Linked DNA regions of Homo sapiens: region 2 is linked to region 1. Evidence: read pairs that join two places in POLR2A ChIA-PET (ENCODE). Cell type or tissue: CD4-positive, alpha-beta T cell. All regions are shown on one strand. Each heading gives the region's core, and the rest is flanking DNA. Links, peaks and the distances in the headings are about the cores only.

Region 1 (10,660 bases), core at 1,683-9,682:
AAATCAGGTAAAATATTGATTTGTCCTACTGCCAACATAAGAGGAGGTTTAACACAACCCTGTAATGGGACATCTGATTAGAGGACTAAGCTACAACAAATTGAAGTTTTTTACTATGGGTTTCTGTTTTATATTCTCCTTTTCAAATCCATATTGGGGTTTGAACCATCATTAATTTCTACAGTTCTGGGTGTTCTGAACCTACTATTGGATCAATCATTTTAGGGCATGGAGGAACCATATCACTGCCTTCCCAGAAGACAGGAAAGTCGGCTTCTATTCTATACTTTTGGGTAGGTGCCTTTTCGGAATAGTCAATTGGCAAGCTGCGCTCTTGACATCCCTTGTGCTGTCCAGTACAATTTACTGCAAATTGCCCCTTAGAGGTCCAGTCAATAACGATTCCATAGGAGTTATTTTGCAGTACCACAGCACTATTTGCAATGCAATCTTCCCAAGTCAGCACCTCAGCTTCCTTAGACCATAATGTCAATTGTTCTGGGCATTTTTTCTTTCTTGGCCTAAATTGATTAGTAAGAATATTAGCTATACGATAGGAATTTCCTGAGGATATGACTTTTGTTTTAGATTGAAAGCTCCTTCCACTAACTATATGAATAGAGGCCTCTGATCCATTATGTGCAGGGACATAAACCATCCAGCTTTGTTTGTCATAATCTAAACATCCTGCTGCAGGCCCCAGACATATAGAAGGAAAGCAATACCAATGGACACATTTATTAACATACCTTCCTCCTCTGGATGAGTAGGGCCTTGGTTATCAGTTGGTCCGGGCATCCAAACACTATTATTAACATAAACCTCAACTGGGGAGTTCAGCCAAGTAAGAGGTCTAATCAGTGGAGGGAATGGAATGTAATCCCAATAGGTATAATTTTGATCAGCCTCAGCTACAGGGAGACTCACTGCCAGGGTAATTACCACCATCATAGCTACCAGCAGATTGCAGGAGGTCCACGGTTTGTCCTGAGACTTCAGGTCCTCTTCTGCAAGCTGGGTCAATCTCTTAATCTGCCCCCAGGTCGGTGGAGTTGACTGGTGAGTCTTGCTGGTCACCTTCTGCTCAGCAGAAATCTTCATTTGAGCCATCAGGCAAGTTGGGAGTGCAAAGTTCCGAGGTCTTCTCCTCTTCCTTGGATTCTGACTCACGGCACAGCTTAAGATGTCTTGTAGGCACCCAGAGAGGAAGCTGATTTTCTCCTGGTGAAATACAAGAAAACCCTCTACCCCATGTAATGATTCTCCCCTCTTCCCAGGTCTTTGTTCTGACATCTTTCCACCACACAAGGTTTCCTTCATGGGGATTTATTTTTTGCCCTGTTAGATGCTGCTCTGCTGCAGTTGTAAACTGATCTCTGGACAAGTTCAAAAAATTTAAAATAATAAGAGCCAGTTGTAGCTGCATATAGGGAGTGGAGTATTCCCCCCTCTTTGCCTTTTGTTTTTGTAATTGAGTTTTTAAAGTTCTGTTTGCAAGTTCAACAATGGCCTGTGCTTGAGAATTATAGGGTATGCCAGTACTATGTCGAACACCCCATTGTTGTAAGAATGTTTCTAAAGATTTAGTGCAGTAGCCTGGCCCGTTGTCTGTTTTAAGTTCCTGTGGAATGCCCATAACAGCAAAACAAGAAAGCAAATGTCTTTTTATACGTGCTGTAGCTTCACCAGTTTGGCAGGTAGCCCACATGAATTTTGAAAATGTATCAACACTTACAGGAACGTAAGAAAGTTTACCAAATTTAGGAATGTGGGTAACGTCAGTTTGTCAGATTTTGTTAGGTGCCAACCCTCTAGGGTTAACACCAGTTCCTTGATGTGGTAATTGTAATACTTGGCACTGAGGACAATGTTGTACAATGTCCTTTGCTTGTCTCCAGGTGATTTGATATTTCTGTTTAAGTCCTGCTGCATTAACATGTGTTAAGGAGTGAAAGTCTTGGGCATCTGTGAGTACAGGAGAAACTAATAAATCAGCTTGATTATTAGCCCTTACAAGGGGCCCAGGGTGATTAGTATGTGTTTGGATGTGTGTAATATGAAAAGGAAAACCTTGATGATGCACCACCTTCTGTAAGGAAGAAAACAGTTGATAAAGTTGTTCATCAACAATGTACTTAATTAATGCAGTTTTTATGTTTAGAGTGGCTTGAACAACGTAAGCCGAACCAGAGACAATATTTACAGGCTGATTAAAATCTTTCAACACAGTTATAACTGCCTGTAATTCAGCCCTCTGAGCTGAATGGAAATTAGTATGAATAATTCAATTTTTAGGTCCTACACAGGCTGCCTTTCCAGAACTAAAGCCGTCTGTAAATACAGTCACTGCTCCTTCTAAGGGAGCATTATGGGTAATTTTTGGCAGAACTCATGTAGTTAATTTTAAAAACTGAAAAATCCTATTTTTTGGATAATGATTGTTAAGGTTTCCTATGAATTCAGCTTGCCAATTAACTTGCCAATAAATTTACTTGCCAATTAAAGGAGTTAATAAAAACCTGTCGAATCTGGTTTTTGTTCATTGGAACTATAAAAAGACCATTCAACCAAGTCCTCACTCTGAGCAATAACCCCTGTAGGTGAATGGAGCTTGTTGTATTTTTTCCTCAATCATTAGTGCTGGTTGTAAGCCACAGATTGTAATAGGGAATGAACATAAGGAGAATTTGGCCCACATTGTCCAATTGCTTGCCTTAAGTCTTTCAATATTTTAAAAGGGAATGGCTCCCAGTGTGACTGAGCATGTCCAGGCTGCTCCTCTGGTATGACAGTCACCAGAAACTGCCAAGCATCCAAGTCCCCACTTTCTCGTGCCTGATGAATGGAAGCCTGAATTGTCCCATATTTAACGTTGGGAGGAGCCTGAAGCATCTCTTTGGAATAATTAACAGGTGGACAAGTCTGAATTTTTAACCGTAATTAACTGGTGGCTGAGTCTGATTTTTACCATAGTTAACGGCAGGTTGTGCAATAACAGGTGCCGCAAACGGCATCTCAGGCTCCCATGCCTGCAGTTCACAAGGCTTAGGTGGGGGTGGCCATTCCGGAGCTTCCCCTGAGGGTGCAGTAGGTTGAACTGTCTCTTTCATATGTTTTTGGAGGTTAGCATACATAACCTCCTGATTCTCCCCCTTTTTTAACTGGAGCTAGATGTTGAGGTGATCAGGCCCAACCCCTTTAATGCCTGCATGATCTCGTTCCCATTCCTGATATTAATAACTTGTATACTGTATGTTTTGCCCCTTTTCTTGATTTATGTAGATAGAGGCTTATCAATTTTATTAATTATTTCCAAAGAATTCATGTTTGATTTTATTGGTTTTCTCTATTTTTTTTTTCTGTTTCAAGATTTCTTCCCTTTAGTATTTCCTTCATCCTCCTTACTTTAGGTTCAATTTGCTGTTCCTTTTCTAAATTTTTAATGTGGTATCACAAATTATTGTTTTCATTTCTGGATCTTTAATGTAGACATTTTTGTCTACACATTGCTTTATTGTTAAAGCATTAGATGAAACGTGGTGCTCACTGCAAATGTAGTCCCTAACAGAGAACTTTCCTACTGCAGTGATCCCTGTAACCTGAATAAAGATTCCCTAAGTAATGATCCAGTGCTTTAATAGTACTAAAAATAAATACTATATTTTGCATCAATTTCTGTAATTAAATAGAATAATATATACCTTCTAGCCAGGTTTAGGCTTCAGAAACAAAATATAATCCTAGTCTTTTAAGGTATCTCAGTTCAGAATCGCGGAGATGCTTTCTCATGCTGCCTGTTCTTTTGGACTTGCCTTCGTTTGCCTGTCAAACCAAGGGACCAAGTGGTCTTTGTTATTTAAGTCATGTTGCTCTGGAATGTAAATTATCCTTACTGTTGGTGCAAGATGTATTCCATTGCCTTGTTCTGCTTTTTAGTGTAGCCATCCTGTGCTTGTATACCCAGGGCCAATCACATTCTATCCTCAAAGAAATGTATGTCTTTCTCTTACAGTTCTCTTTAGAATTATTAGCAATTTTATAATTACTAAAGTGCTATGTAATTCTAAATAAGGTCTCAGCTGTGGGGTATAATGGTAAATTGAGACCCCTTTTACAATGGAAAAATAACTGGTTATAACGGTGAGCTGGGACCCCATTACAATACTCTCAAAGTTTCCATTTTAGTGGTAAGTAGTGTCAGATGTCAGTGTTTAGAATATTTCAGTGGTTCCAGGACCATCTCAGGAGGTGAATTTTGGGCCCATCCTAGTCAGTCCAGTGAAAGTCATTTACTCTCTTTTGCTTCTAGCAGATGACTCATGGACATACCCTGGAAATAAGGACACACTGTGGACTCAGAGGACATACCTGAGGTACTGGGAGAAAGGGGTATGGGGGCTTAGCTGGGAGGCCTGTTGTGCTGAGCAGGGGTTCAGGGGCTCAAGGGTCTTTCAGAATAACTGATAACTCTCTAGTTTTGGCCCAGAAGTTTCTTCCAGAATGTCACAGCATGACCCATGTTTTTTGTCTCACTGCAGAGCCTTTGCAAGGTTCAGTATGGTAGCCACCAGGCATACCAAGCTGAATATTCCTTCTTTCCTTCTGGGGAAAATGCCTGGTGCAAGTTGTTCTGCCTGACTTTGCCTTTTAGAATTCTGACAATGGAGTAGCTATTTAACTTTAAATAAATTGAAACAAAATAAAATTTAAAATTCAGAACTGCAATCACACTCGTCACATTTCAAGCGCTCAGTAGTCACGTGTGGCTAAGGGTCACCATCTTGGACAGCACAGAACAACCCCATCCCTGCAGAAAGTTCTATTAGAGCTGCTGGATGATCAGGTGGGCAGGTCCCTTGCACAAGTAAATCTGGACAGCTCCTCCCCTCACTTCCTCTCTTCTCCTGTTTCTCAACATCCTGGCTTAGTATTGTGTGCAAAATCAGAGAGGGGTGCAAGATCCTGATTTTTCAGGTAAGGGAATAGGGGTGTGTGTGGTGGGGGTCGGGACGAATGTGCGATTTTGGTGAGGAGGGACCTGTATCTTAAATCGTCTGGTAAACATGTTTTCAGACTATATTCTCGCTGGTTCCCGTTTCCTGGCTTTGCTAATTTTAGGCTGTGATCTGTTTTCAAGGCTGAGCCCTACAAATCAATGCCTCTTCCAGAGATTGCTGCTCAGAGGATACTTGTTTTACAAATAAATGTTTCCTCTCGCTGGTTGTGGAATTTATATAGAAACTTTGATTCTTCCAGGGATAAAGTTGGGTGAGCGGACAGAATTAGCTCTGGGGGAGCTGGTGGGAAGAGGAACATTGGGATGTGTAAGGGGCACAGCTCCATATGTGGCCCCACAAAGACTGCACCCAGGTCAGGATTGGAGGCTCTGCAGTCTGAGGTCTTGTTACAGGGTTAACTGTCTGCTCGGAGCTGCCCGTTAGGGAAACTGTCTCCTCAGGGACAGTCCTGGGTTTACTGGGCATTGAGCTCCCCTTTAGCGGGTAGGAGGAGGGAGATGCCACCTGGTGTGACTCTCTACAGTTCAGGAGAAGCTGGATGCTGATGGGTGCTTGTTCCTTAGGCAGAGAGAGGAGAATTCAGCCACCTGAAGTCAGCACCTACAGAAGCACAGTCTCCTGGCTTTGCCTCTGAATTATTAACAGCAGAGCAGCATTAAAGAGCCCACACACTAGAAGGAGGATATGAAGAAACACCCAGAGAATGTCACAAAAACCCAGAATGTCACAGTATTGTTTTCTTCTTGCTGGTGTCCTATCCTCTCTCCTAACACCAGCCACCAAAGCTGATTTTTAAAAAATGCCATGATTTCTCTTGTTTACAAGAAGCTGTTTCCTATACCCTATTCTTGAAGGATAAAGAAATAGTCATTCAAAAGAAATATCTGGCTTTTCACAGTGTTTCATATTTGTTGGCTTCCTATGAGGTGACTCTGTCTTTAACAACTACCATTTTCTGCCTGTTTTGTTCAAAGTCTGCTCCAATAAGAGTTCTTCAAATATCTTTCTCCATTGCAAAATGTTTGTAGGTAGCAATGAAATAAAACATTTAAAATTAATACCATGTTTCTATAACACTACATATTAATTAATAAAGGAATGGATTGTCATTTTCACAGATCAGATGTGGGCTGGACATAATGATCAATCAAAGGCAAGAAGCAGGGAGATTATCCATTTATTTATTTAACAATGATCGATAACCATTCTTTGCCCAGTATTGTGCTTGTCCCCAGGGAATAATGAGAAATACAAGACATATGTGGTCTTCTCATCACAAAGCTTGTAGTATAAGAGGAGACAGTAAAAAAATCAAGCAATTAACTTCCTAAAGTAATACATATTCTGTAAGAAGCCTCTGGGGTGCAGTGGATCATAACAGAGGGTGTTGCTGGTAGACAGTGGTGTTGGGGAAGACTCTCTGGAGAGCCGAGGCCTGCGGGTTGAGCAGGAACAAGCTGGGCACTAGGTTGGAGGGTGAGTGCTCCAAAGAGAAGGAATGATAACTGCAAAGGCCTTGAAGGTGGAAGGAGCCTAGATTTCCAGAACATTGAGGGTAGTGTGGCTCACACATAGGAGAGAGGAGAGAGCTGATCACACAGGGCCTATGGGCCATTCTGAGGACTTCAGTTATTTTGAAACCAATAGTAAGCCACTAGGAAATTTAAACAAGAAAAAATATCAAATTTTAGTTTTAAAAGAACATCTGATTGTAGAGTAGAAAAGGGATTGAAGGGGAGATGATCAATTAGAAGCCTGTTAAGTTGTATACAATTGACAGTGGGTTGTATTAGCACAAAGATGGAGAGAAATGGGTAATTTCGAGTTTTTTGGAAGTGGAATCAATAGGATTTGGTGATGGGCTGATGAGAGAGAGAGGATAAAAGAGTTGTAGATGACCCCAAAGTTCTGCAGGAGCCACGGGGCTAGATGTTGGTGCCATCTGCTGAGCGGGGAGCCAGGAAGGCAGACAGGATGTGGAGGTCAGGGCTTAATTTCGGCCAGGTTCTGTTTGAGATGCCCATGAAATAGCCAAATGGAGTGAGATACAAAAGTTTGGAACTTTTATAAGCTGAGGGAGATATAAAAGTTTGGAACTCTGAGGAGGGTGTAGGCTACAGACCTCATATAAACACATCCAAGCCACGAATCTCTAGATAGAGGGGGGAAGGGGCCAGAACCCCTGTGAGGAAGCACTGGAAGCATTTATGTTTGTGTAAAGAAAAAGGAACAATCTGAAAATGAAACTGAAAATGGAGGGTTGAGGAGACTTTTGGGAAATGGAGCAGGAGAAATCAATGTAGCAAGCTCATGGCAAAAAGAAAGTTGTTGTTGACTACAGGCAGTCAGGGATTCTAGTTGCTTCCATTTCCCTAAAATGACATGGTTATGTTTCTTGATCTACAGGAGTTCAAGCGACAATGGCAGCCCAATACGGCAGTATGAGCTTCAACCCCAGCACACCAGGGGCCAGTTATGGTGAGAGGGCATTCAGTGCTCCCCAGACCAGGCTGCAGGGAGGTTAGCAGGTGGGGGTGGGGGATTTGGGGGGGAATAGGGGTGGGGTTCTCCTGCCTTGCCACCCAGTCCCCATTTGAGCAGGAGAAAAATATTTCCAACCTCTTTTCTCATTTTCTCCTCATTTGACCTGCTCTTTCATCTTTCTTGACCCTCTGCACTTTCTGCCCATGGTGTGGCTAAGCAGCTAAGCAGAAGAGAGATTAAATATCCTCTGATTGACCCAGGGCTCGGCACAGTTTCTTACCTCCTGCTTCCTACAACATGGACACACCAGAACAGCTGGTTGTAGCCTATCTGATTGTTTTTCTGCCCCTTTCTTCAGCCTGGAGGAGAACTGGGAATGAGGAATGTGGGAGTAATTGTCCCTCACCCTGGTATCTAATTTCCCAGCTCCTGGTGGTCTCACTATAACCAACAAATTAAACTGGCTGGCTCATTCAGTGTATCACATGACCCTCCATTTTCTTCCTTACCCATAGAAATTGACTATATCAGTTGAGATTTTGCTGGTTTAATAAACTATCCCAAAGTTTCATAGCTTAAAACATCAGCCATTTAGTTGGTTCTTAATTCTGTGGGTTCACTGGGCTGTTCTTGGGTCTGGACCAGCTTGGCTCATCTCAGGCACTCACTCATGCATCTGGGGTAAGCTAGTGCCTGGTATGCAACTGAATGGTCTTGGATAGCCTTATGGACATGTCTGGTAGTTAGCAAGCTCTCAGACAGCAAGGGTAATAGAGATAACTGGGCCTTGTTGTTATCATCAAGAAGGCTAGTCCAGGCTTCCTTTTAAGGCAGTTGCAGGAGGAGCAGAAAGAAAAGGCAAGCCACAGTGCATAAGCACTTTTGGAGTCTCTGCTTGCACCAGGCTTTCTACTGTCCTACTGTCCAGAGCAAGTCATAAGGCCCACCCAGATTCAACAGTTGAAGAGACAGATAGCATCTTGATGGGAGGAACTGCAAATCTACATCCCAGAGGCATGCATCCAGGGATGGGAATAGATTGTGGCTACATTTACAATCTCCTCCATGGATTGTCACCATATGCTCTCAACACTGACTAACTGTTGCAGTGTTGGAGCTGGCCTTTGGTGCTTTGTCATTTTGCCTCCCATGATTCTCCTACTTCCTTCCCTATGGCCAAAAAATGCCCTCAGGATATCCTTAGGACAGAGCCTTCTGCTGTGATGCTAACTAAAAATGTGAACGCCAGCCCACGTTTTTCCTTAGATAATCTTAGCCTTCCTGTATCCAGTGTTCTCAGTCACATCACTTTCGGAAATACGCTTCTTTCATCCCAGAATTCTGGTTATCAAACGTGGGAAGGTGTATTTTAAGAATAATGATAAGTTGCATAACCCACTTCCCTGGCTTCTTAATGGGAAGAAGAAATGCTTCATTTTGAATATAAATTGGGAAAATAAATCTCCACTACAGATATGCTAAAGTCAAATCTTGGGTTACTCCCTGCACGACCTTATTTAGAAAGAAACAGCTGGCCGGGTGCAGTGGCTCATGCCCGTAATCCCAGCGCTTTGGGAGGCCGAGGCGGGTGGATCATCTGAGGTCAGCAGTTTGAGACCGGCCTGATCAACATGGCGAAACCCCGTCTCTACTAAAAATACAAAAATTATCCGGGCATGGTGGTGCATGCCTGTAATCTCAGCTACTTGGGAGGCTGAGGCAGGAGAATCGCTTGAACCCAGGAGGCAGAGGTTGTAGTGAGCCGAGATCATGCCACTGCACTTCAGCCTGGGCAACAAGAGTGAAACTCCGTCTCAAAAAGAAAAAATAAAGGTACAAACAGCTATTATTGGCAGCTCATAGTTCTCTTCTGAAACCATTTTATTTCTTCCTCTGGGCTACATAGCTACAAAAGGTCAGACTGAGAAGCTCAAAGGAATCCTAAAAAGCAAGATTGAAGATAGGAGATTAAGGGAAAGGCCAGTTGCCCAAGTACTGAAAAATGAGCATCAGGCCTACAGGAATCTCTGAGTGCAGCAGTAACATCAGGAGAAGCCCCCACAGCCAGTAACGGAGGAGGGCACTGGGGGTGAGGACTCTGCAGGGGAATCTATTAGAGGTAGATTCTAACAGCATGGCTTTTTTTTTTTCTTGATGTCCCAGGGCCTGGAAGGCAAGAGCCCAGAAATTCCCAATTGAGAATTGTGTTAGTGGGTAAAACCGGAGCAGGAAAAAGTGCAACAGGAAACAGCATCCTTGGCCGGAAAGTGTTTCATTCTGGCACTGCAGCAAAATCCATTACCAAGAAGTGTGAGAAACGCAGCAGCTCATGGAAGGAAACAGAACTTGTCGTAGTTGACACACCAGGCATTTTCGACACAGAGGTGCCCAATGCTGAAACGTCCAAGGAGATTATTCGCTGCATTCTTCTGACCTCCCCAGGGCCTCATGCTCTGCTTCTGGTGGTTCCACTGGGCCGTTACACTGAGGAAGAGCACAAAGCCACAGAGAAGATCCTGAAAATGTTTGGAGAGAGGGCTAGAAGTTTCATGATTCTCATATTCACCCGGAAAGATGACTTAGGTGACACCAATTTGCATGACTACTTAAGGGAAGCTCCAGAAGACATTCAAGACTTGATGGACATTTTCGGTGACCGCTACTGTGCGTTAAACAACAAGGCAACAGGCGCTGAGCAGGAGGCCCAGAGGGCACAGTTGCTGGGCCTGATCCAGCGCGTGGTGAGGGAGAACAAGGAAGGCTGCTACACTAATAGGATGTACCAAAGGGCGGAGGAGGAGATCCAGAAGCAAACACAAGCAATGCAAGAACTCCACAGAGTGGAGCTGGAGAGAGAGAAAGCGCGGATAAGAGAGGAGTATGAAGAGAAAATCAGAAAGCTGGAAGATAAAGTGGAGCAGGAAAAGAGAAAGAAGCAAATGGAGAAGAAACTAGCAGAACAGGAGGCTCACTATGCTGTAAGGCAGCAAAGGGCAAGAACGGAAGTGGAGAGTAAGGATGGGATACTTGAATTAATCATGACAGCGTTACAGATTGCTTCCTTTATTTTGTTACGTCTGTTCGCGGAAGATTAAACTTAATGAAAATCTGTTTGTATTTTCTGCATATTCTCTGGCAACCTTGCCCCATACTTACTT
Region 2 (10,496 bases), core at 1,495-9,494, 170 kb after region 1:
AATTAAATCATCAATACCTTTTATAGTACCATTAAAATTATAAAATATTGGGATTAATCTAAGGTTTTTACACTGAAAACTACAAAACATTGATGAGGAAAATCAAACAAGACCTAAATAACTGGAACAATATTATGCCATGTCCATGAATCAGAAGATTCAATATTATTCAGATATCAGTTATTTCCAAATGAATCTGTAGAGTCATGCAATCACAATCAAAATCTGGAAGGATTTTCTTATATATTTTTCAAGCTGATTCTAAAATTTATATTTAAAAACCAAAACCATTTTGAAAAAGAAAAAGAGAATTTCCACTTCCTGATCACAAGATTTATATATAGCTGCCATCATCATAACGGTGAGGTACTGGTGAAAATCAGACATAAAGATCAATGGAACAGAATACAGTTCAGAAATAGACATATATATATGATCAATTAATTTTTGAAAGGGTACCAAAGTAATTTAATAAAAAAGGATACTCCCTGCAAGATAAGTTGATGGAATGAAAAACTGGACATATATTTGCAAAAAAAATCTTGATTTATATCTCACGCCATATACTAAAATTAACTAATGTGGTCTTCTGAAAACGGTTTCTCTAGACTGCAGTCTCCTTATCTGTAATATGGGGGAGGAAAGGACTAGTTTACATGATCCCCAAGATTCTTCTAGCTCTCACCTTCTGTGCCTGTGCCTTTTTCCTTTCCCTTCCACACAACTCAGTTATTCACTGGGTTAAACTCAAATGGCAGACGTGTACATGCAAGTCTCCATGAGGCTTATGGCAGCACAGGCTGTAGTTTTCATAGAAAAGCCACAGGAGGTATGACTTCTAATGTTGTCACTGAACTGTTTCTAACACTTCTTGTGCAAATCAACTGCCTTCACACATTCAGCTTTGCCTCCACTTTTTATCATTGCTCTTGCTGTGTTTTCCCTTCTCTGAAAAAGCAAATAGGCAGCCACTGTGGTCCTTGCTTAGGCTCCCAGGATACAGAAGCATCCCCAGGCCAGGAACCCCATGTCCTGGATCTGGGAAAACCTGGCCTTGACAGAGACGGTGGGGCAGCTTGGGAGCACTGCTTGGGGCAGAATCTGACAGAATCTCCTGATAGCTTCAGGAGAGGAGGTCTGATAGCTTCAGGAGAGGAGGAACCAGAGATCTTGGGGTGGGATATGTTAAAAGACAATGTGCACCCCAAGAAGCCTGGGCCAGTCCTACAGATGTGCCTGTTGGTAACTCTGATACCCCATGATGTCAAATGTCAATAGTAATTTCAGACAGAAGGAAAGCAAGACCCAGACAGCAGGACTTTGTATATTATATTTTTTTCATCAAAAGTAGAGCTTCCCAACTTTTTCATGTCGATGTCCACATGGTAACATTTGTCACAACATAGTGTGTAAACAGAAGAGGCTGCTCTCAACCTCAGATGCAACTGATCTCAGGCCTCGAGCCACCTTGGGGTTTTGGGGGGCTCTTTGTCTCCCCTCTGAAGGGTGAGGGGGAAAATATCTCAACAAACCTATAATTGATAGACAGCTCAAGGGCCGAGAATTTCCAATGTAATGACTCAAAAGGAAATCAGCCTGGTGAGGGTACACCTCAGCAAGCTCAGAAACATTATTCGTGACAGGAAGATATCAGCTTGTGGATCCCAAGATGCTCACCAGGAGACATTCAGTTGCAGGTGATAATGTCAGGGTAGAGGAGGGTCTCATTAGGCTTTCAGGAGGGTCCACCCCACTCCAGATGCAACAGGAGCTGTCCTCCATGGTGCCAGCCAGGAAATCTTCAGGGACCTTATCATCCCATCTGGACCTCATCTAACTCATCTAATAAACAACTAGAGGAGAGCGTCAAGGCATGCATTCAGTCCTGCTGCTCCCTCTTGGCCTTTTGAGCTAACTAAATGGGTGAAGGTTCTACTCTAAATGCAATGCTATGGAATTAGACAACTAGACATCAGCTACCCAGACAACTCCAGAGGTCATGACAACAAGCTCTTAAACCTGCTCTAGGCACTGTCCTGCCCTGACACCTACATACTCTCTGCTTCCTTTAAAATAACCGCTTCAAAGGGCCCCTTCTCCACCTCCAGTCAACCTTGATCACATGTCCAAGTTCTACTCCACACCTCAGGGCTTTCTCCTTGGGGTTGGTCCGTTTTGACCTCTTTTCTTCCCAAAATCCTGCTTAATACATTGTCTAAAACTGTGCTATCATGTATTTTTTACCATGACCCTCAGTTTTATACTGCTTCCCAGAGCTTACATACACTCATATTTTGTGTGACTAATTTTGATAGTTTCTATTCTACTCTATTTCATGTTTTGATGCTCTACAATGGGGTGTATGAAATACACTTGTCCAAAACATTCATTTGGGACCCTTACTCATTGTCTTTCATTTGCATAAGTCTTGTCTCTCTAATAAGATTTCAGATTCCTTACGAGGGTGGCTTTTTGTCTGCTTCCCATGGGTGCTGTCTGGACTTACCACCCATTAGGTCTGGTGTGGTGCAAAGGCTCAGGAGAATAGGGTAAATTTGCTTCAAAAGATGCAATATTTAGATACTTAGAGTGTACTTCATGGCATCGTTAATCCTTCCTCCATGTTGTATGTCAACTGTGGGCTCAAATAGTGGCCCCTTTTATTGACCTGGATGTTTCTGAATCCTCAACTCTACCTCCTGGATTCACCCCTAGATGATCTCCGCCCCCACCGTGAAGCCTCTTCAGCAGCTGTGGTCTCTGTAGAGCACCCTGATCCAGGAGGCTCCTTTCCTCACCTCCAATTAGAGGCGCCCCTGACCTGGACCCTCTCAGCCCTGAAAAGAGTAGCCATGACCTTGTCCAGACACAAAGGAAATAATAATGTTGATAATATAGAAATGCCTGCATTTTAATACTTTTTTTCAGCATCTTTTACCTGCTCTTTGATTTTCGTAAGAACACAATGTTCTAAAAAAAAGTTCCAAGAAAGAACTTTTTTTAGAGTGACTACCGACAAGGAAGAGAAATCACACTTCAGCATTTGGCTTCAGGGCCTCCCAACATTGACTTGGGGTTTCATTTCCACATTTCCCACTAGTCATGTTCATAGGAGACCTTCATGGAATAGGGTGAGATGATGGATGAAGAGACAGAGGCCAGATGGTGAAAGACAGCAAGCATGACTAAGAGTTAGGAGACCTTGTGGTGACCAACAGGCTCACTTTGACTGGGACTAAGGGGTTTCCCAGGACGTGGGCCTTGTAGTACTAAATCCAGTCAAATTCAGGGCAAGTTGGCGGTTGGTCACCTAGGACCTCAGCCCAGTGGCTCAGGAGAAAGTGGTAAATGCCATGCCTCCTCTTTCCCTCATTCTCCCTTCCTCCTTCATCAGAAGGCAATAATTGTCTGTCTCCCATTTCAAACAGAAGGTCCAAGGCATGAACCCAGGGGTCCTTGAATCACTCCAAGTTGGTAGGGAAGGTGGCTGCCCAAAATGTCTCCGAGATGGAGCTTTGGCATCTCCTCAGCTTAATAAAGCTGATTCTCAGGGCAGCCTACAGGTATCTACTCTGAGATGGCTACTGCACTCAGAACTCCAGAAACTTCATCACATAGCTAGAGCACATGAGTTGCAACTCAGCGTGCTCAGTTCTGTGCACCAGGGAGCATCACAGAGAGAAAGCAGGGATAGCAGAGGTGGCTGGGGATGGATAGAGACATGCTTTCAGTAATGATTCATCATATTTTGTACTATGTCAGGTTTGGTAGAGAACTGTCTCTGTCCAGGCTGAAAAGGGATTGAATTTGGTGTCAAACAGAAGGGTAGGGAAAATGGCCACTTCCTCGGTGTCCCAGGTTTCCTGGGGGTTTGTTTGTTTTGCAAATCTGAACAGAGGAATAGAGAGGGTGTGGAAAAAGGCACAAAGAGTCTAGTTTTGGAAATCCTTTCATATCTGGATATATACGAATTTCTACAACCCTACTTTCTGAAAGTAGCTACCTAAGATTATTCTTCTAGCACTAAATGTAACTACAAAAGGGGACATGAGGGAAGAGTTAGAGCATTTAAGTTGTATGTTTTACTGATTTACTCAGTAAGTATTTTTGAGCACTTTCTAGGGCTAAGTTCTAGCAAGATCCTGACCTAAAGACAGTCCCTGGCCTCTAAAAAGCCCACGATCTCACCCAGAAAACTGATAGAGACCAGTTAACACATTTCATCATTGACTCCCTGGGGTCTCTTTGAGCCATAAGAGGAGCCTGGGAACTGCTAGAGAAGAGATAAGACTTAGAGAACAGATCTCAAAGCAGAAAATCAGTCCTTAGCTGGGGTGCCAGAGCACCCAGTTCAGTGGATAAAAATAATGTTTGCAAATAGTTCAAACCAAAAGGAAAGAAGAGAAGGAGTTTGAAGATGTTGCCAGAATTAAGTGAATTTGCTACATTGATGGGAATGGTTAGCTTCGGTGCCCCTCACTGTTTATAAGATTTTGATGTGAACTCTGTTGGTCAAGTTTTTGAAAGATTCCAGCCAGGTGCTGGGGGAGTACCTGGTCCCTATCTAGCAAGGGTGAAATCCTGGTCAGATTACAGCCCACTTTCTGCCCTGCTCTGCTCAATTCACATAAATTATGAGTGCTGACTAGGTTGAAAGTCCTTGAAGAATTTAAAAATGTAAGGGCGAATAAAAATCAAAAATAAGGAGAAAACATTAATTCTCTTTTCTGGGGAAAAAACAAAGTGGAAAAGAATTACCCCTCCCTTCTTAGAGCATTTTCTTTAGAAACCTTGTAAGTGTGAAATCTTTCTCTACCCTTTGTAATGCAAATCTTTTTAAAAGCTGTTTGACAGCCCAGGGCTGTCTGTAGAGCATCTGGAAGCCATCCCTTTGAAATGCAAACATCAAGGAAGGTAGCGTCCCCACCTCCCAGTCTCTGTGTGAAAATAGGGGCCTAATTTAGGAGCCTAACTTAGGTAGGAGCCTGACATCTGCCAGCACCTTTCTGAGTTGCAAATCTTCCTCTTGCCATAGAGGATGTGAGAAGTTTACTTTTCCTCTGGAAAGACAATTAGCCAACACAGATGATTACTGAGTGAATTTAGGATGAACTATGCATGTCAAAGGGTGCTGTCAAGTCCTCTTACTTGAGGATTAGTTATGGTTTAACTTGAGAACACGTGTGTAATAGGTGGCACCTGCCTGGCTGTATAACCAGGTGGCATCCCTCTCCGTCTTTGCAATCTCTTCCTGGATTGTCTGGGATCCAGATCACATTCTGGTTCAATGGACATTCAATAATAAAATTGTTTTCTTTCTCTTCTGCCTCTGTGGAGAGGTTTTCTGGGCTAGCAGGAGATTGTTTAAAATTGTTTTCCCATCAAGTCTTAGACAATTGTTACCATATGACTGTAAGCCCCACTTCAAATGTCAACAGAAAAGGATATGGGGATTCTCTGGGCCATGACGGCCCTCCGCCTAAGTCCCACTGTGTTCTCCATCGCATAATTGCCTTATGTCCACTGCCCTAACCTTAAATGGCAATCAGGTTTATGTCCACTGCCCTAACCTTAAATGGCAATCAGGTTTATGTCCACTGCTCTAGCCTTAAATGGCAATCAATTCAAAAATAGAGGTTCTATCACCCTGCTTTCAACCCTTACCAGATAAACTGACACGTAGACTCCACAATGTCCCCACAGGGTGGGCTCCATCACGTGCCAGACAGCTTACCAGGGTCAGTCACGAGCCCAGAGTCAAACCCTGCAAGGGCTTGTTCTGGTCCTCTTTGGACCAGAGTGCCTTTCTGATCCTGGTTAGCAGAAACTTTCCAGAAGCAGAGCCTGTGAGAAGGGGCCCAAGAGTGCTGGGAGGAGAAGGTGCCCCGGTGATGGGTGCTGAGGGCAGCAGCTGCTGCCCAGAACTTTCCAGTCACTAGGGACCTTTTCTGAACTTGGAAGTGGGAGAGTCTGTAATTCCCTTCATATCTCCTTCTTCCAAATACTGCTTGCTTGAAACAGTCAAAAAAAAAAAAAAAAGGAAATGGGATGGGGCACACTGTCCCAGGGCAGGCTCATGACAGGAAGTGACCCGTTAAGGAAGCAGCACATCGCTGCATTCGGCTGGTTTTCAGGGTCTTGTTCCCAATCAGTTTCCAGCCAACACCAGGGTGTCCTAGTCCGCAGAGGTGTGGGGGACACACTCCATAATCTCTACTTTTCTTTTTGTGCAGCTGAGTCATGGAGCTTTCAGCCCCAGCACATGGCTCCTCCTTAACTGCGTCTGCTCAACCTCCCTCAGCCCTGTGAACAGCATCCCCGCACACAGACGCAGAGCAGGACTCTCTCTGCTGCCACTTCACCTTCCTGAGAGAGGACCAGCGGCCAGAGCCTCAGTGACTGCCACCCTGGAGGACAGGGCACAACAACCGTTTCTGGTAAGGAGAACTGGGTTTATGCTCACAGAGACTTTGGGAATTGAAAGGATCACAGTTTGGTCACAGCTGTTCATTTCTGACATGACCTTGCACAGATCCCCTCACTTCTGGGTTCGCTGGTCAGTAAAACGGGGCAATGGTGATGAGTGTTGCGGGCATCAGCAGGTGCACAGCTGGTGGAGCACAGCCTGAAGAATCTGTGCCTGCACTCACAGCCCAGTCCCAGGACAGCGGGCTTTGCTGCCCCATTGCCCATTACTTAGCCAAGTCGATCTCCATGAAACTCTCAGGGAGTAAGGCTGAACTGATCCTCTCATCAGTGGGACAGATGGGAGAACTGAAGCTCCCAGAGGGTGATAGGCTTTCCCCCATCTCCCCTAGCATGCCGGGGCATTCTTCTCAATTTTACCCTCCTAATTTCTCCTGTCCCAGACCAGCCAGACACGTACCATGTCTCAGACAAGCCTGGGAGCTGAGGATGGATTCTTAGGGCTCCCCAGGGCAAATGTGGGATATTTTCCCACCCCAGGAGCCTCATGTTCCAAACAAGACCCCTGAGTGGACCTTGTCTTGTGACTTTCAACTTCTGAAAACTACCCCATGCTCCCCCAGATGCCCCACATTTTTCCTATGACACCCTGCCGGACGCACACCAAACCGCAAAACACATGATTCCAATACCTGGAAATACATGGGCTGGGGCAGATGGGTGAAGGAGATACTTATGAACAAGGAAGACAAGAAGTGGTTTGATCTTTTCTAAAATAGTATGGAAGAGGCTGCTTTCTTGTAATTTGCTAAAATAAGCTCTTCTCATGGTAAAATCAGGTTCATGCAATTTTCAAATCGGAATGTGCATTTTGTTCATTTGCTTCACCCTTTTCCCTGAGCCAGACCCTCCCACCAGCTTGCCAGAGGCTGCTACTGTCTTGCTTGCACACTGCCTTCCAATCTCTCATGAACTTTGGTCTCTTTTGTGGGACGATTAGTAAAATTTTTCCTTTGGAGAAGACGCCTGTCTTCATTCTCAATTCCTCCACTTTTGTCTGCCCTGTAGACCAACACGTATCACATTCCTTCAAGCCTACGGTGTGTCCACCACGCTCTATTCAGTTCTTTTATAATCTTCTCCATGACTCATTTTAGCATTGCCATCAGTATCCTTTCTGACTCACCTGTGAACACTTTGTTATTTGTGAATATCTGCCAAAAAATGTATTCCTCAATGCAGCCTGATCCACTCAGAAAGCTTGGATTGGGAGAGCTATTGTTGCTGGTCATTGGCTAACATAACATAGTTTGACTGGCTTTTGTGACAGGCAATTGGCTGTTTTAAAAGAAAAGACCTCAATTCAGAGAAACTCCTGCCACCAGCAATTTTATTTTTGAATAACCTTTTATAAGAAATGCACTCAAGATTTTGCAATAAAATTCTGTGTGTTGGTTTTAGGGTAGGCTTCTAGCTGTCCAATTAATTTGTCTCCTGACCAGGGAGTGGCAGCATTGTACACATGTTCCAAGAGGTTTGTTGACTTTTTTGGAAAAGTCTCTTTTTCCACCTGTGGAATCAAGGACAATACACAGCAAAAGGAGCCATTTCCTGATGCTAGCTCCATTGTAAATATGTGACCTTTGGCAGGTCATTTAATGCTCAGTTTCCTTGCATTTTAATAGAAATTTTAAGATCAGTTTTGATCACATCACAGGGAATTTGAGAGAGCAATTAAAATAAGAAGGATGAAATAACTTTGAAAATTATAAATGTATTCACAGAGGCTTATTACAATTATGATGTTCATAATCAATATCATTACCACTGTCATCTTGACCCTTACCACATCATTATGTTGATTCCAAACCTCAGAAAACGTCATCTAAAGTAGAGAGGATGTCAGGGAACTGGTGCTATTTTAGCAAAAGCCAGAAGCATAATTTACCAGAGACGAGAACAGGGTGTGGGAGAGAGGAAAATGTTCTTCTCTGGGCTTAAGAAAAAGAAAGAAAGGAGAGAGGGGAGGGTAAAGAGGAAAGGAGGAAGAAAAGAAAGAAGGGAAAGGGAGGGAGGCAGGAAGCTGTCTTAATACATTCTGATAATATAAAAATAGATTTCTTGACCTAAAGAAGGCCAAGAAAATCCACTGAATGAATAGAAAAATGTGGAAAAGATAGAAATCACAGAAGTTATTAAAAATTGAAGTTTATAAATTACCAAAATAGCAAATAAACCATGAAAACTGTTTTTAATTTAATGATAATCAGTAAAATGTAAGTTTAAGCCAATTAAGACATCCTTATTTATGCCCATAAGGATGACAGGAAATTAAAAGTGTAATATTACTAAGTGCCTGTGAAGATTTGGGGACTTCTTATAAATGGGTGGTGCAAATAGGAGTTAACTCAACTCCCTGGGAGTCATATTTGGCAATAACCAGTCACGTGGAAAATGTACATCCCCAATACTGTTGCACAATGCTGGAAACCCGGAGCAGGCAATGAGTTGTTCTTGAATTCGGCCTGAAGTTGATTCTTTCTCTTCAATCACCTCACTACCTCCTCTCCACCAACCGTCAGGGTGGGAAAGCGGTCATACCGGTCCCCCTATACCATTTCCTCTCACGTCAGTTCTTCGTGTCCCTGATCCCCACTTCCATCCTCCCACTGGACAGTACCTTGTAATTTCCTCTCCGCCGCTGGAATGTCCATTTGACACAAAGACTTTCTGGGACTGGAAGTTTCCACTACTTCAAATAAACCAATCTTATTTACAGCAAGGCAATTTTTTTTTCTCTATTCTGGTAAGTTTGTTACTTTAATTTCAATTTTTTTAATGCCTACTCTTTGTTCCATAGAAGAATGCTTTCTCCATTTCATGCCTTTCTGGTTGGGGGAGATAATCAACTGATTTGCTTCAAAATATTTCCTGATTTTCTGTAAGTTGAGGGGAGGGAAGTAATCGTGCACTATTTTAGCATAACCTAACATCTAACATCACCTGCTTTGTTTAAAGTTATTTACAGATGTTTCAAAGTAAAGTATGAGTTAGAAAATTAGGGATGGAAATGGCTCATTTGAGAATGATTATTCTTAGATGTCTGAATTGAGGTGCCCTCAGGCTCTACCAGCTCCCAAACGTACATCTGCTTTTTATCCTTTTCCTGTTTTTATTCCAGGAGAGAATGGGAGGATTCCAGAGGGGCAAATATGGAACTATGGCTGAAGGTAAGAAAGTCTTGAAGTTCTCAAGAGCCCCAGACACTTGGGAGAATCACAATTCTCTCCCCATCTACCCCCATCTAAAACACAGTGGCAGAAACCCATTCATTTTAAATGAAGAAGATAAAGGCAACTATCATCACGTGTGTGTTATCAAACCATCACACACACACACAGACACACACACACACCATAGTGTGATGCTCTCCCTGCATCAGGTATGTGGGAAATGTGGAAAGGAAACCAAGTCATAGGTTGAAGGGTCTGGAAGCAAATGGTGAATATGTTTTCTCTTTCTTTGTCTGCTGACAGCTCAAAAAGAAAAGGTCCCCATAGGGATTTAGTCATTGTGCTTGCTACAAAACACCACAGAATAACTTAAGAAAACGAAGAACCAACCCAGAGTGGGAGAAATAAAATAATAGATTTTTAAGAGCCTAAAATGCACTTCGAATTCATTTGGGCTCTAGAAATCCACAGGTTCTCCCCTCTTCGTGCCTGAAGATTTTCGCTCCTGCCACAGTGTCACCCTCTCCAACACCACTTCTGCTATAATTTTGTGTGCTTCAATCAGCCACATAGATGAGCTTTTCAACACACATGCTTCTATTGAGCTTATCTTCCACCTTTTTGAGCCATCCACCCTAGGGTCATCTCCCAGACGCTGCCCTAACATTAACTACAACCTATGTCATCTCAATTTCAAACATTTCACTCCCTATCCAGAGGGCACAGACCCAGGGACAGGCAGCTGACCCCCGGCAGTGGGTCACTATAGATTTGCCAGTGGAGACCTCCTTGACCCTCAAGACTTGGATGAATGTGTGGAGTGTGTCTATACAAGTG

What was found. Peaks named below come from ENCODE experiments on the same cell type or tissue, not always from the same donor. Only the 100,000 strongest peaks of a DNase experiment are listed, where the experiment ranks them.
Region 2: POLR2A ChIA-PET joins it to region 1 with 29 read pairs; 7 of 35 experiments call an interaction of 5 or more read pairs at or near these places.

What each region holds. Positions count from the first base shown.
Region 1 is chr7:150,562,464-150,573,123 of GRCh38, forward strand. GIMAP4 (GTPase, IMAP family member 4) reads left to right here and starts at 4,927. Exons shown (of 3, transcript NM_018326.3): 1 at 4,927-4,974; 2 at 7,425-7,496; 3 at 9,666-10,660. The coding sequence starts at 7,439. The coding sequence ends at 10,597. It overlaps LOC107986860 (endogenous retrovirus group K member 19 Env polyprotein-like), which reads right to left and starts at 1,639. Exons shown (of 2, transcript XM_017012936.2): 1 at 750-1,639. The coding sequence starts at 1,320. In CD4-positive, alpha-beta T cell, for the core only: a CTCF peak has its summit at 6,419; DNase peaks (open chromatin) are centred at 1,758, 3,030, 4,858, 6,418 and 1 weaker place; H3K4me3 peaks cover 6,276 bases; H3K27ac peaks cover 5,571 bases.
Region 2 is chr7:150,731,272-150,741,767 of GRCh38, forward strand. It overlaps GIMAP1-GIMAP5 (GIMAP1-GIMAP5 readthrough), which reads left to right. Exons shown (of 5, transcript NM_001303630.2): 3 at 6,234-6,437; 4 at 9,608-9,656. It overlaps GIMAP5 (GTPase, IMAP family member 5), which reads left to right and starts at 6,147. Exons shown (of 3, transcript NM_018384.5): 1 at 6,147-6,437; 2 at 9,608-9,656. The coding sequence starts at 9,614. RefSeq lists enhancers at 2,109-2,248, 4,282-5,268, 6,144-6,223. In CD4-positive, alpha-beta T cell, for the core only: no CTCF peak of the experiment used is centred there; DNase peaks (open chromatin) are centred at 2,050, 6,300, 7,940, 8,910 and 2 weaker places; H3K4me3 peaks cover 5,268 bases; H3K27ac peaks cover 7,791 bases.